Linked DNA regions of Homo sapiens: region 2 is linked to region 1. The links are chromatin loops, found by intact Hi-C in ENCODE. Cell type or tissue: endothelial cell of umbilical vein. All regions are shown on one strand. Region 1 overlaps PDE4D (phosphodiesterase 4D). Region 2 overlaps PDE4D (phosphodiesterase 4D).

Region 1 (8,000 bases):
CCTAGAGTATAGTTCAGCTTGAGGAAAAGTGATCCTGTCAATGTTTGTATGCATTGTGCACTGCCCTGCACTTTCCCTCTGAATATTCTACATAGGAGAAAAATCACAACACTTTTCAGTCCATCCAACCAAAGGTAACAATGTGCTAGGGGCTACAATAGAAATCCAGATGTTTGAGTAACAGCAAAAGAAAACAGCTTATTGTTGTTATTTGTTTTTGTTTTGTAACAGAATATATAAAACTTAGGGTGCCATTTACTAGCTATCTCTCAGAACCAGCTAAGAAATTTATAACAGACATTTACACAATTAGGCTATTATTAATAAGACAATTGGACTGGTTCTGGTTTTTGCTTTCAGTGTTACCACTAATTTTATTTCTACTGGTTCAGTGGAGTTAAGTGACCTTCCCAAGTTTGGAAAGTGCTAAATAATGGGGCCTTGATGAAAACTTTAGCTTACCTCTAAATTTTAGAGAATAAGCCATTTTTATATTAGAGATTTTTAATTAAACTTACTACCTTAAAAATGTAGAAGTAAATTTGAGAACACACAATTGTTATTTCATTGGTCAGATGATATCCAGTAAAATCATTTATCCAGCAAAATTCTGAGTTAAATTTGACGTGTTTTTGTTTGATATATATGCTATAGGTGAGTCTTAAGGGATTGAATTTATATTTGAAAATAAAACAAACTTTGGTCAAAGAAACAAAATTATAACTATGGGCTTTTAGGTCTCACCAGGCACTGGATGGTGAAATGCATGAGGCAGCAAGTATTTTTCTAAATATTCTATAAGTGACCCTAACAAAAACACACAAAGCTTTGAAATAAACAGAGCTAAAAGATATAGACTAGTAAGCTACTTTCTATATGGAATTTTGTTCAACAGCTAATCAAACCAACCAGCCTCCCTTCCTTTTTTTCTTCCTCCCTCTCTCTTGCCCACCCACCTACCTTCCTTCCTTCCTTCCTACCTACCTTCCTTCCTTCCTTCCCTCCTTTCTTCCTTCCTTCTACTCACAAATGCATGTTTAGCATCACCTCACATGTCCCAGGCTATGCCAGCTGCCTGCTAGTAGTCAATGGTGAAAACAATTCATGCCCAAAGAGAACTTAGGGCTGAATGAACCAAAAACTGAAACTCAAGGGTAATACAAAATTTGACTGGGCTTAGGTTTATTTAAAGTATCAGGGCAATAAGAAGAGAAGGAATATAAAATATTTATAGAAATAAAAAATAACATGAGCTCTTATTTAAGAAAAAATGTATATAATTAAGAAGAAGGTAGCCAGGTATGAAGCTCATGCCTGTAATCCCAGCACTTTGGGAGGCCAAGGCGGACAGATCTCTTGAGCCCAGGAGTTGGAGACCAGCCTGGGAAACATGGCTAGATCCCATCTCTACAAAAAAGAGAAAAGTTAGCCAGGCATGGTGGTGCATGCCTGGGGTCCTAGCTACTTGGGAGGCCGAGGTGGGAGAATCACCTGAACCTGGGAATCGAGGCTGCAGTGAGTTGTGAGTGTGCCACTGAACTCCAGCACTCCAGCCTGGCTGACAGAGTAAGACCCTATCTCTAAAAACAAACAAACAAACAAAAACAAGAAGATGATTTTTCAGATCATCAACATTAAAAACATATCAAATGAGTTATTTTTGGTGAAACGCCAGTTTGTAACACTGGCCTGGGGGAAATATTTGGGCTCAACCAGTCAATTCTTTCTATTCTGTTAAAGTGGAAAGAGCACAGGAGAGATACATTTGTACAGAAGTTTCTATTTCAGCCCAGTGTGGGTCTAAATAAGGGCTCCGTGGCTGGGGGTACAGAGATGGGTCCTGGTGCCTCCTTACAAAACTTGCAAACCAGCAAGAATCTTACCTCGGAAAAATATCTCTGTGATCTGTGGCAGTAAGCTTTTTCTCAATAAAACATATCAGTAGTGCTCACACATTAAAACTGACAAACGGTCCCTTTGAATCCTTCTTATACACATAAAGAAAAAAATAAGCATGCCTTAGTAGGGCAATCAGTCCTGGAATAGTCCAGAATGAGCTGAATTAGGGATGTCTAAAATATAAACTTGATAGAGCATATAAGATCTGTTTCAGTAGAATATGGTTCTTGCCATGTCAAAAAGAGGCTTTTTCCCCCCAAGATGGTATTATGAACATTTTCAAAAATACAGAAAAATTGAAACAAGTTTACAGTGAACACCTGTGTATCTACTGTTTAGATTCCAACAGTGACATTTAAGAAACTGCTTCTTAACAGGTGATTATCATATTAGGTGAGCAATTATTCAGGTAAGACTCATCTGAATACTATTTAGGATTGTGCCTATGTTTAACCTAAGTTATAAGTCTCTATGTTTTCTTCTGGAGTCTATTTTGAAGGGTGGACTTTGTACAGGAAAGACAATTTGTTTTTTTCTATGTCATATAAAGCACAAAATAAATCTGAATTTCTAAATCTTACTAACAAAAATAAATTCAGGATAAAAAGTAAATCTAAAGATATGCTCAAGATTATGAGTTATCCAAATCAATACCCATTTAATTGATAAAAGCTATCAACCATGAAGTTTTATTCCAGGTTAGTCCTAGGTAATATGTTTTTGGGATTCTCTGAAATAAGAAAATTGTTGGTAAGTTATGAGTCAGTCAAGCACTTGGGAATGAGATAATTGGGAGCTTTCCACAGTTACTGATATTGTACAAACTAAACTATAATATTTATAAATCAAGAGATGTTTTAATAGGTGAGTTGTTTTTGGGTTTTCTGTGGGTTTTATTATTTTGTTTTCTTTTGATATATTTTAAATGAACATTATATAAATGTTAGGCCTTGTTTGTCATGAACAAGACATTGTACTTTTCTATAAATGAAAAAAATTCAACTTCAATAACTCTATTTTTAATCAATTATTTCTGATGTGCCTAGTGTAAAAGTCAGCTTGCTAACTTCTCAGCAATTTGAAATGCAGGTCAAGGTCAGATGACATTACAAGAGTGACAGAGAAAACCTAATTTTAGTCTCCATGAAACTGAAGAACTCAACACAAATGATTACTGAACACTCAGCCCATGTTTGGAGTTGTACGCTTACAAAGGCATCCTATCAGGAAGGAGCAAGTACTGCAGAATCGTGGAAGAAGCTAGTGTGTTCTCAGGTGCTCCAAGAGCTGTGGAAAATCTCAGATTCAGACTATCGACTCCTCAAGTACATTCAAAGAACGTGTATTTGCAACTCTAGTATAAACTCATTACAGCAGAAGTTCTGAGAAAATAGCCAATACAGCTATAAGTAGCAGAAAGTGGCATTTTCCAAAAAAGTTAATGTTAATACTTTGTTTAAAAGCATATTATAAAATTGTCAATACTAAGTAGAATCTAATTACTCCTGAAAAGCATTTCTCATTTAAAAATCTATTCATTAAAATATGCACCAAAATGTTGATCAAGTTATTTCTGGGTAATAGAATGATAGATGTTTTTAAATTTTATTTTCCATAATGTTTATATTTTCTACAATAAATAAAGATGACTTTTATAATCAGAATAAATGAAATACATGTTATTAAAAAACTAGAGTAGTCAAGTTTCTTTTTTTCCCACCAGGAATTTTAGGTTTTTAGTTGATTAGACTTCAAACAAAGGTCAAGAGTAAAGACTTTTGAATCATATTAAATTAAAGATGTCTCATAGATATTTTACACATTGGTGAGATGTAAAGTAGTGAGAGAGAAGTCCTGAGAAGCCAGATAGGCATACACATCATTTAACACCTATGATGGTATTATTTAAAATCAAATCATTAATAGAATCAGCATGATGCAGTTTGCAGAAGCATAACTAGAGAAGACAAGAAGTCTGCCTTACAGAGCCTAAGAAGAGGCATGGCAAGGAAAAAGCAAGAGAGAGAGAAAGAAGCAGAGCTCTTAGTAGATGTAAAGAAATCCACTTCGTGCCAGTTTGCAAGGAAATTTTCCTTTATGAAGAGCAGAGCACTTAATAGATGTAAAGAAATCCACTTCGTGCCAGTCTGCAAGGCAATTTTCCTTCACGAGGAGCTAGCTGTTTGCACAGCGCCCTCTTGTGAAGAGAGGTTTTCGTGACTGTACCTTCACCCCAAGAGCCAAAAACTTCAAGTATCCTTCCAGAGCAATTGCTTAGCTTTCATCAGCTGAGGATTAACTTCCAAGGCTTTTTGAGGATGCATGTATGGGTATGAGTAACACACAGACTTGACATCCGAATTCTCTATTATTAAATGTGCACATAAATATTCCACAGAGTTGTGCTTCTTAATGATAATACTTTAAAAAGAACTTCCTAAAATAGGAAATTAGCATCTATGTTTGTTCCCATGACTTGTGAAACTTGCTCTTTTGCTCTGATGAATGCTGTTTCTCCATTCGGTAAATGAAAATTGAAAAATTGAAAATTGGGGACTACATTAAAAATCAAAAATTGTCCATTCATCTTAAAAATATGGAGACATTTATTTATAAAACGTTAGTATGCTTATGAGTGCCATTTGAAAATGCATTAGGCACCTGAAATTTCATATGATAGTCACTGACAAAAATATTGCCATTTGAGTAATATAAGAATTAGAGACATTTGGTGTGCTTGATTTAGCACGTTAATTAGAATAAAAATCTTTATTCATGTAAATGATTCCACTGATTTGCAATTATCTGGATAACTGCTCAGCAGGAAAAACCAAATTTTGGATACTTCTTGCAAAAAAGTAAATTACTGTGGAATATGATACAATGTATGCAGGAAGAGTTGTGCTTTATGTGATATTCTGACTCAAAACAGGAGAGAAAATGATTTCTTCTCACATTCAGTTGAACAATTGATTGGGAAGTGATTACAAACTTCACTTTGCCTGTCAGTGTCTGTGCTATGTATTTATTGAGGAGCTCATTCATTGCTACTCACTTTCCTAACCAAACCATCATGAAAAACATGCTTAGAACCCTGAGCTAGGTAAAATGAGAATGTGTGGCTTAGCACAAATCATAATTAAAAAGCAATGGCAACACCAAAGGATGGGTTGGGGTGCCCCTCCATAACCGCTACAAGGTTTTCCAAACCCACCACAAATAAATATGTGTCAAACATAAAAACGATGTGCTTTCTATGTAAATGCAAATTCAAGACAAGTCCCCAAGATCCCTTAGCTTCCAATCAAATTGTCATCACTTCTCAATCTACTACTATCTAGAAATTCTACTGTGGCCTTTGCTGAAAGTTCAGAGCATTCATTGATGAGTATCATTGTATTCATGTGGAAGAGATGACATGAGGCAGACAAGGACGGTAACAAGTCTGTGTAGGAATCTACACATATCTAGTGCTTGTGCAATGGGCTTTTGAATAGGCTTGTGAAAAAGACTAACGCCTCCCAACTGTATCTCCATCCCTGACATTTTGCCTGGTTTTCAGAATAGTATATCAATCTCCTTCTTGGAGATTGACATATGGGTATTTAATAGTCTTAGGTTTAATTCCTTCCAGGGAGACTGCAAAATATTGGAGTGCGTAGTTTATTTGGAGAAGAGGCAGGAAGGCGATTCTAGGAAATCAAAGTTAGGTGATGGAGAAGTGGGATAGCAAAGGAAGAAAAGTTAATACAGTGTGTATTAATAAGCAGGGGCAGATGGGGCCCAATCTCCCCAGGGACCTTTTGTGGGACCATATATACACATGCCTCAGGACTGTCCCACTGGAGAATGTGGAACCTGGGGTATATGAGCACCAACTCTGGACCCTCAATGTTGGAGTGTTGCCACTGGGAATGTTAAAAAATTCTGTAAACGGTCTCAGCAGGCTCCTTTGTACTGCAGAAAGCCCCCAGGTGCCTGAGATGGGAAACTGACTGAGTCTGCCATAGCCTCAGGTGAACTCTATAGTGGGTGGAGGGAAATGGGGCAGCACTCCAAGCATTTTCCACAAACAGGACTATCAAACTCAAAATGCTCAAACAGAACCACCCCACCACTAAACCTACTCCTCCCTTGAACTCCTCAAGCTCAATAAATAAAAACACACATTTCCAATTTGTTCAGGCCAAAAACCCTTGAATTATCTTTGACTCATCTCTTTTTCTCTCACTCTATGTAAAAATCCGTCATCAAACACAATTAGCTCTGGTTTCAAAACATTGCCAGAATCTGATCACTTCTCGCCATCTCCACTGCCATCACCCGGGTCCAAGTCACTACTGTCTCCTTCCAAGGCTATTGCAGTGGCGTCATAACCATTTTCCCTGCTTCTACTCTTGCTCCTACTCTATTCTTCACAGAGCACCCAGAGTGATCCTTTGAAAATGTATGCCATTTCTCTGCTCAAAACCCTTTACTAGTTTCCCTCTCCATTTGGGATAAAATCCAAACTCTTTTCCATGGTTTTCAAAAGCCCTCTCCTCTCTTTATGGCCTCCTTTTCTATTCTCTTTCTTGCTTACTCAGTTCCCACAATACTCAACTTCTTCCTGTTCCTTAAACACAATGTGCCTCCTCCTAAGGAGCTTTGCACTTGCTATTTCTTTTTCTTGAAACACTCTTCCTTTGGAAAAATGCATAATTCACTCATTTTGTTAAGATTTAAATGTCAGTTTAACAGACAGGGATACCTATTCTGACTTTTTAATCTAAAATCACACTCGTATTACTATTTCTTTACTCTGCACTAATTTTTTTCATAGAACTAACCATCACGACACACATTTTGAATGTGTTTATGTATTTCATATATTTTGTACTATCCTCCCCACAAAAAATTAAATTCTTTCAGAGGAGAGACATGTTGATTCACTGCTGTTTGGCCAACAACTAGAATAGGGCCAGATAGTGGTAATGGTTCAATATATATTTGCTAAGTGAATTAATTCACTGTTCTGAGAGCCATATGAGATAAATATTGATACTTATTAAACACTTAAACGTTATGATTGATATTGGCCTATAAAAAGTGTAAGCAGCCTCTGCTCACCAGAAGTATGAATATCCAAGGTGTAGTGAAATTATCAGAGTTTAGACCTGTAAGCTTGTCCAACCCGTGGCTTGTGGGCTACATGGCCCAGGATGGCTTTGAATGTGGCCCAACACAAATTCATAAACTATCTTAAAACATCATGAGACTTTTTGTTTTGTTTTTGCTCATCAGCTATCATATTGGTGTATTTTATATGGGGCCCAAGACAATTCTTCCAATGTGGCCCAGGGAAGCCAAAAGATTGAATACTCCTGGGAGGGTATATTACTGTATTATGAACAATGATAGTTAGGAAAAGAAAGGAAAGAAAGGTTGAGACTGGACTGTGAAGGAACTTGAATGATACGTTAGGAGTGGGACCTTTGTTCCATTTAGAAGTGAAAACTTACCAAGTTTCTCTGAACAAGGGAGTGAAATAATAAAAGCAGAATTAATTTCAGAACAATTGATATTTTGATTCTACTTGCAAGGACTTGAGCAGGAAAGATTAGAGGCAGAGAGACAATGTCGTGAACTTTCCCCCACTCGAATCCTCCTTTTTCCCAGTATTCAAGACACTGGCATATGTACTGGCATATATGTACTATTTGCATCTTTTAAACTTAGTTTGAAGACTACTGTATCATCAAATATTTTTCATACTCAGTTAAGGTGGTTTTTGATCTTACTGCGATGTTAAACTACCACACTTTGTTTAGCTGAAAAAAAGGTCTGTCCATGGTTTCTCTGGATTGGAAGTGAACCTACTATAGATATGAAAAGCTCATATTCATTCTTCTTCAGGTTACCTAAAAACTAATAACTAAAGTATTAGAAAAAGATAAGTTTCGGTATGAATATACTATAGGTTATCTGGTGAGACACAGTTATGAGTCAACGGGAATAAACACGTCAAAGGCATCTGTAGTGCTTAGCAAAGTTTCTTTACATCTCTAATTTGTTTCTTACCCAGGGCAAAATGCAAACTGCAGTCTTCTTTTCTCTAAAGG
Region 2 (8,000 bases), 150 kb before region 1:
ATGTTGTTCCCTTAGCCCGGTATTTTCTGTATCTTTCCCTTGGGTGGAAAACTCTCCATCTCCTCTCTCTGTTCCTGCAGTACATGATAAATGCCTCAAGGATTGTGCTCACCATATTTTATTACAATGGTCTAAAATGCCAGACCTCACTGCTCCACAGATTCAGAGCTTTAAATACACCATATTTGCTCAAGAAGCATTCTCATTATGTGTGAATGAATAAGTAAGTGTCATGAATTTCAAATCTAAGGAAGTGAGATAAAAATAATGTAAAAATAGGGCCACTAGGAATAGAAAGTTGTTTAGAGATGAAGAAGGGTAGACGTCAATAATACAACTGCTAAAATAGCAACCATAGTTTGTAAAAATGAGTGAAATATAATTTCATTTCTAGAACCCCATGTAGACCTATTGCAATACAACTGATGCTCTGTTAGAATGGCAAGAATAACACTAGACACTCAGGGGTTCCATACAGACTAATTCTTATAAGATAAATTGCAGCCTGTTATGAGTTTTTGAGATGGGTGTCATGAAAAGATGGTGAATGTTATTGGACAAATGTATAGACCAAGAGAGAAAGATGAAGATCGATTCTATACAGAGGCAGATGTGCCACGAATGATAGTATAGGTATTGAGTGAGAATAAAGACCTATGTAGAAAAACATGCACACTACCACAAGAATGAAATGCACTGAGAAAATGAGCTAGTGATGGTACAGGATCTGCAAACCTGCTTGTCAGTTTTCATTGTTTTTCAAGCTGTACTATATCTTAAATGATATTCAAGTCTGTCTAATGTTTTCTGTGCTTGCCTCTCATGATCCTTAAAAGTTGGTTTAATTTTGGCAAAGTCCCACAAAGATTTCTTAAATGATCTGGCAAACCAGTGCTAACATCTGTACATACATTAATTGAAATATATTCAAAATGCTATACAGTCTATTATCACAGGACTTTTCAATGGAGTTGAAAGCTTTTCAAAATATTAGAAAATATCCATGTAGTTAGGTAGCTAAAACTCAGGCTCTACATAAATATAAGCTAATGATTTAAGTGTTAGTTTCCATTAAAAATTTAATTCTCAGTTTTCCTATAAAGTATTTTCTGGGAAAATAAATACATGCGTGTGTGTGTGTGTGTGTGTGTGTGTGTGTGTGTGTTAATCAAGAGTGACAGTGCACTCAGGTTAAATCTACCATTCATTTCTAGCTTGTATAATTTTATTCATATTCTTTCTACATTGGAGGAGAGTGATACAGTTGAACAAAAGTCATTAGTTTTATTATGTCATCAGCTCTAGATATAAATTTACTCGGTTTTCTCTCTCTTTGCCTGCCCTTGTACTTACATATCACTGGCAATGGAGGAGTTCCGGGACATAGACTTTGGAGAGAGGTCATAATCGCTGTCGGATCGATACAGGAAGGACTCCCGTCGTTGACTGTGGACAAAATTTGCTTGGAGAATTAGCCCGGATCCTGGGCTGGTCATGGGATCCAAGGGACTCCGTCCCGCAGATGTGCCATTGTCCACATCAAAACTGTAAAGGAAGGAGAAGGAATTATGTTGCTGTGAACATTCACATGTTCATATTTTCAAAAAGCATTTAGCGTCAGCTGAGGAACTGACAGTGGAATTAGCAGGAATGAAAATTACAGCTAATTTCTGCCATAAAAATATGATAATATTGAAATACATAAAAGAAAAACACATTGACTTCACATTCTTGTTCTCCTGGATACTGTTGTTAACTGACCAGATACAAGATACAGGTTTTTCCAAACTCTACTTCAGTTAAAAGGGAAACACTCTGCAAAACATAATCTTCTAAGTACAAAATTCCTTTCGGAAAATAACAAATACACAGTAATTCATCAAATATTTGAATTCGATTCAACAAATACCCATTTTGTGCCTAATGCTGTTCTCCCAAACCTGGGCTTCTCCCTCCACACTCCTACCCTATAACATCCATCCAAGCATTAATTTCTATTGTACCCACTTCCTTCCATCCCTACTACCAATATTTTAAATTCAGGTCTCCATCAAATTTCACCTATATTATTATAACAACCTTTATATTAGTGTCTTGAATCCATTTTCCAGTGTCATTCTTCAGTTTAAAACCCTTCAGTAACTTACCATTGCTCTCAGGATGAAGTCAAAATTTCTTTGCCAGACTGCCAGTCTAACCATCTGCTCTCAATTGCAATTAGTTGCCCCCAGCCTCAACTTGCCATCCTCAGCTATTGGGTACTTCTTGCTCAACTCATATTGAGGCACTATCTCCTTCTCACAGGCCATCACCACCTCACCTCCTGCTCCCCTAAATAATCAAATCCCCTTTCCCCTGCCTAACTGTCACTCATCCTTGAGACTTAGCCTGCACCTGAAAGGCTACCCTGGTACATCAGAGCTTTATGAAAGGCCCTTTCTCTACGCTCCCAAGACACTTTCCCACTCCCTAATGACAGAATTTACAATGAATTGAAAATGTTTTTCACCCGGTCTCCATTCCTAGATTGTGAGCTCTCTACAAATGGAGACTCAGCGTATTCTTGGCACATTGAAAACTGTGCCCAAGTGTCTTGAGTAAATGATTAAATGAATAAAAGGCACTGTGCTCAGCAATACATATTTTAGAGCTGGGAAAAAATCTACACACACAGTTCTTAACGTCATAGTCCTTATAATCTAGATAAACTTTCCACAAAGAACCTTTCTAGTGAAACATCAACCAGTATTAAAATAAAGTCAACTTTCATGTGTTCTTAGGAGAGGAGGGTGATAGCTTATGATAGCCCAGCAGGTGTGTGGTTTTAAAGAAAAACTTGTTGAAAGAATAAATAAACATGTGAATTCAAGTTTTGCTGTCATTAATATTTTCCCCATTAGAATCTTTATTCAAACTATTAACTAGCTCATTTTAAAACATTCCTTTATTTTCTTTATCGGAGTCATTAATAAATAGAGTTATGACTCTAAGATTGGAAGATGTTTCATGGATCACTTTTGAATCTGTGATCAAATAACAGTGGCTCCGAAATAATCCATCAAATAAACAGAAGAGGGAAAACTCATTATCTTGAGCAGCTGTAAATATGTTTTTCCAACTTAAAATTTTCTTAGAATTGTGTCTCTTTATAGATATATTTATTTGGTTCAGGAAGGACAATGAGAGATTGTCAAGTCGAACAGACTCACTTTACAGACGAGGATACCAGGTCCTAGAAAAGTTAATTGACCAGTCACTGAGCTAACTGCATTGAATCATCGATTGTTCCTAAAGTCCTTCCAGCTCTACTGCATGATTATATAAACCACAAATATATGTGGCACCCAAACAGGGGACATCTGTTTCACCAGAATAGGATAGGCACATATGTATGTGAAACCTTGTCAATTCCCAGGAAGGCTGGAAGGGGAGGATGGTCTCTAATCATTCAATAGACATACATTAGGGATCTTTGGCAAACTCTCCTTGGATATGCTTAAATAGGCATTTATTAAGCACTTAATATGAGTGCATTAAGATACAAAAATAAAGGATGAATGACTAACTCAGGCTGGGATATCTGAGAAGTTTTCATGAAGAGTAGTATTTAAGAAGGTTTTTGAAGGTATTTAGTACACAACTGGAAGACATTAAAAACTTCTAAATAGTGGGGGTTTGGCAAAGTAGATTTCTCTTCTAAGAAGATAGTCATGGCAGCTTTTCAGCATGAGGAGGACCTAGTAATGTGAATGCCTGTAGAAATGTTTATGTTTATTTCCCTTTAATATCAAGATATTCTTATTGCTACACTTTAAAAAAGAAAATACCCCCTCCTTCCTGTGCATGAACAGAAATGTAAGAGATACAGAAGTGTGAGTTTTGGTTTAGTTTTTTTCAGTTCAACTGAGTAAACACCAAATTTGTATAAATCAGTAATTTTTTCTTTAATTATAATTTTTCCAATTAAATCAAGCAAGTCTTAACACTCCACTATAAGTTTTGAAACAAATATTGCTAAATACCTTAAGTCATTTAGATAGTTATGATATTTTTAAATCTTACAACTTTTAAGCCATAATATTAGCACTAAAACCAAAACATTTATTAATAGGTCAGGAAGTGCTTGATATGAGATATTCTAGGGGCTTTAATATTTTTCTTTGTATACTGTAATATAAAAATTTGTCCACTAGATGGAGATCATTTTCTTAAACAAGGAAACTATTTTCTACTGAAGGGTTAAATAACCTTAAAGGCCTAAATTATTTCTTAGGAACTCATGAAAATAACCCTTTAAATGACATCCAAAAAACAAAGTTCACAATGTATACTAAGTAATTATCAATATTGATAAAATTACATTAATCTAATATTAGTATTAGCTTTACAAACATTGAGAATGAAGATCTAAAAATAGTGACTGATATTTTATTGGACTTTTTCTTAAATGATGAGTTCATGTCCTTTGTAGGGACATGGATGAAATTGGAAATCATCATTCTCAGTAAACTATCGCAAGAACAAAAAACCAAACACCGCATATTCTCACTCATAGGTGGGAATTGAACAATGAGATCACATGGACACAGGAAGGGGAATATCACACTCTGGGGACTGTTGTGGGGTGGGGGGAGGGGGGAGGGATAGCACTGGGAGATATACCTAATGCTAGATGACGAGTTAGTGGGTGCAGTGCACCAGCATGGCACATGTATACATATGTATCTAACCTGCACAATGTGCACATGTACCCTAAAACTTAAAGTATAATTAAAAAAAAAAAAGAAAAGAAAAAAAATACTTGAGAAGACTTAATTGAATTTCCGTAACAAATCACTGAGTACTTATTGTGTTGGAGTAAAGTAACTTGAGCATCATTAATAGTCTGGGGTTTCACTCTAAATTTTGGCACCACAAGTATTCTCAGAATACGGTTTGTTCTGGGAAGTGAACCTAGGGTCTGAGTTCATTTGCATAATTTATTTCCATGATATTAAATCCTCTTATAATCAAAATTAATTATCAAGAAAAAGTAATATTACCGAGAATCTCCAGTCTGAAGTATCAGCCAATGTCAGTATTAGTGAATGACTTTATACAAAGAGAGACTTTGTATTTTGAAATAGTCATTGAATAAACTTTTACATTACATCCTATGTCCTTAGATCAGCACTTGAATAAGTACAGATATACTACACATTGTCCTTTTCTAGAAAGCACTAAAGTCTAGTTAAGGTAATAGAACATCAAGCAACCAGAGAAAATAAAAGCAGCAAAACAGGTGGCATCTGTATTAAATAGCATATAAATACTAAAACACGAAATTGTATTATATAGGCAATCAGACTATGTGATGTAGACAATGAATGTAAAGGGAATTTAAGAAGTTGCAGGATGTACACCTTTGAAGGAGAGTTAAAAAATGTCCAGCCAGAGTAGAGCTGGGGTTGGGGGTGGAGGCCATCCAGCAAAAGTGAAGCCACAAAAACAAAACCAAGAAGGAATGAATAAGGCGTGTATATAAAACAGGACATTTAGTGTCTGGCTAAATTTGAGGCTTGGTATTAAAGAATAGTGGGGACCTATAAAAATGGCAATTTTGTACAGTTCAACCTAATAGGTAGGGATGGATGTGTTTATGGAAAGCTGGGCCAAGGAGTGTCAGCAGAAGCTTGTTATAAAGACTTACGTGGAAACACACAAATCAACTTTTAACATTGAAATCTCAGGGGAGTAAGATGAGGAAGACCAGTATTTGTTAAAATAAACATGTTGCTTTTGCAACAAATAAAAGGTAGAAAACAGAGTAGAGGCTGAGCACAGTAGCTCATGCCTGTAATCCCGACACTTTAGAGGCACACGTGGGAGGATCGCTTCAGACCAGGAGTTCAAGGTTACAGTGACTGATCGTGTCACTGCACTCCAATCTAGGCGACAGAGCATGACTCTGTCTCAAAAAAAAAAAAAAAAAAAAAAAAAGAAAGACAAAAAACAGAGTTAAAAAAAAAAAGGAGAAAAATAAATGTTTTAACTACAAGAGGACCCCCAAAAAGGCTTGTTCATTAAATACTTCAAATATTAGAACTAGGGGGTTTGCCTTGAGTAGGGAGGTTAGTTGTGGATTTTAAAAGGCAGCACATTTTTACTCAGTAGGTAGTAAGTTAACTGAGAATTAGACACTTACTTAACTTTCTGAAAGTTAGCCTAATTAGTCAGTTTGGGCTGAAATTATAGATGGCTTCAAATAAGCTAGTTATCTTTGAAACATAATTTTATCAATAGTCCACATCGTGGTGTTATGAATAAAACAAGAAGGTGATGAAGGATAAGGTAGCCCTAACCTTAGATGCTGGTATCAAAATGATCAGTTGTGAATTTTCCAAAGACATTCTTTAGAAAACACTTGGATGTGGTGAATTCTCTTTTGACTCACAGCCAATTAGATGGAGCCCAAGCAAAAAACTAGAAGTTTGAAAAAGTAACTAAAGGATTGGGGAGAGTAAAAATTACCAAGTTTAATGATGATGGTGGCAATAATAATAATGTTAATAACAATAAAACTTCTGGAGCACTTTCCATGTTCCAGGCGCTGTGCTTTGCATATATTATCTCATTTAATCCTCACAATAACACTTTGAAGTAGGCACTGTATTTTCCATTCGACCATGGGGACTCTGAGGCATAGACAAGTGACTCTATGTTCAGTAGTATGCTCAAGCTCATAAGTGGGTTTTAAACTCAAGCTGTCTGATTCTAAGGCTGGGGAGAATGGACTCTGTTTACACCTCTATTATGAAGTTTCATTTAAAAAAATACAAGAATACCTTTTAGCTTCCTCACCTGCAGGGAACTTTTGAAAGTAACATTCTGATTAACTTACAGGTGACGCATGCAAAGGCTAATTCTGAGACTAAATTTTCGTATGGGGCTGGGTGTGGTGGCTCATGCCTATAATCCCAGCACTTTAGGAAGCCAAGGCTGGTGAACTGCTTGAGCCCAGGAGTTCAGGGCCAGCCTGGGCAACATGGTGAAACACCATCTTTACAAAAAATTTTAAAATTACCTGGGTGTGGTGGTGCTTATCTGTAGTCCCAGCTACCCCAGAGGTGGAGGCAGGAGGATCACCTGAACTAAGGAGGTCGAGGCTGAAGTGAGCCATGATTACGTCACTGCACTCCAGCTTGGGCGACAGAGCGAGACTCTGTCTCAAAAAAAAAAGTTTTCATATGACCCAACATTTTGGAATTTGCCAAATCCCCAGCTTTTTCCAATTCTGAACATAACAGTAGGGTGTAAAAAAGTCTTTGCTGTAACCCATTTGGCGGGTTTCTTTATAGCATTTGAGATTTCATTTGGAATTAAGGAAGGGTCAGTGGGTCTGCAAAAGGGCTTAGCAAATGGAACTAAGTGAGGTGCTTTCTTGTTCCATATGTTTGCTTCCCTTAATGCAATTTAAGAATGCACACAATTCTTAAAAGAGATAACTTTTGCCAGAAGGCAGTTTTGGAGGAGGAATGATATAGCTATATTTGGTCTCCCATGAGGGGGCAGTAACAGTAATGACCAGCTGGCCTGCTGCATTCAGAAGTGTTAAAGAATGTGTGTGGCTAGCACTACTCATGACCATTTACTCCACAGACCCATCCTTTTCTATGGAACCAGCCCCCTACAAGAAACAAAGAGAAGTCGGACAAACTGACGAATGAACTAATTACTCCCAGTTCTCCACACTGTTCCATTTCAGTGGAATTACTGGATGGTAATACAGTTCCAATCTACCTTTCATCCACGCTCTCAACTGCTCGCATACTTTGTGTCTACTGACCTTGTAATTGTTTGTCTGCTGAAGGTCATTTCTCATCTTTTTGGCCTTTTGCTAGACACTGCTTCCCTAGTTTAAACTTTTCCCAATTTATTTTTGACCATGATATGGGCCCTCTCCTGAGCCAGAGTCCTGCTACTGTGCTGAGTAAATAGCTTTCCTCATCTATCCTAGCCAT

Evidence for each region. Hi-C counts contacts between places; a loop is a spot of excess contacts. Peaks named below come from ENCODE experiments on the same cell type or tissue, not always from the same donor. Only the 100,000 strongest peaks of a DNase experiment are listed, where the experiment ranks them.
Region 2: it touches region 1 in a loop (10-fold over the local background); 35 of 110 quality-filtered maps call a loop at or near these places.

The regions. Positions count from the first base shown.
Region 1 is chr5:59,363,885-59,371,884 of GRCh38, forward strand. All of the region lies in intron 1 of PDE4D (phosphodiesterase 4D), which reads right to left. Among named protein-coding and RNA genes, the nearest start is that of PDE4D-AS1, 330 kb to the left of the region's middle. In endothelial cell of umbilical vein, a CTCF peak has its summit at 4,095 (motif pointing left); a DNase peak (open chromatin) is centred at 4,087; H3K27me3 peaks cover 162 bases.
Region 2 is chr5:59,214,424-59,222,423 of GRCh38, forward strand. PDE4D (phosphodiesterase 4D) reads right to left here. Exons shown (of 15, transcript NM_001104631.2): 2 at 1,354-1,545. Among named protein-coding and RNA genes, the nearest start is that of PDE4D-AS1, 180 kb to the left of the region's middle. In endothelial cell of umbilical vein, no CTCF peak of the experiment used is centred here; a DNase peak (open chromatin) is centred at 4,168.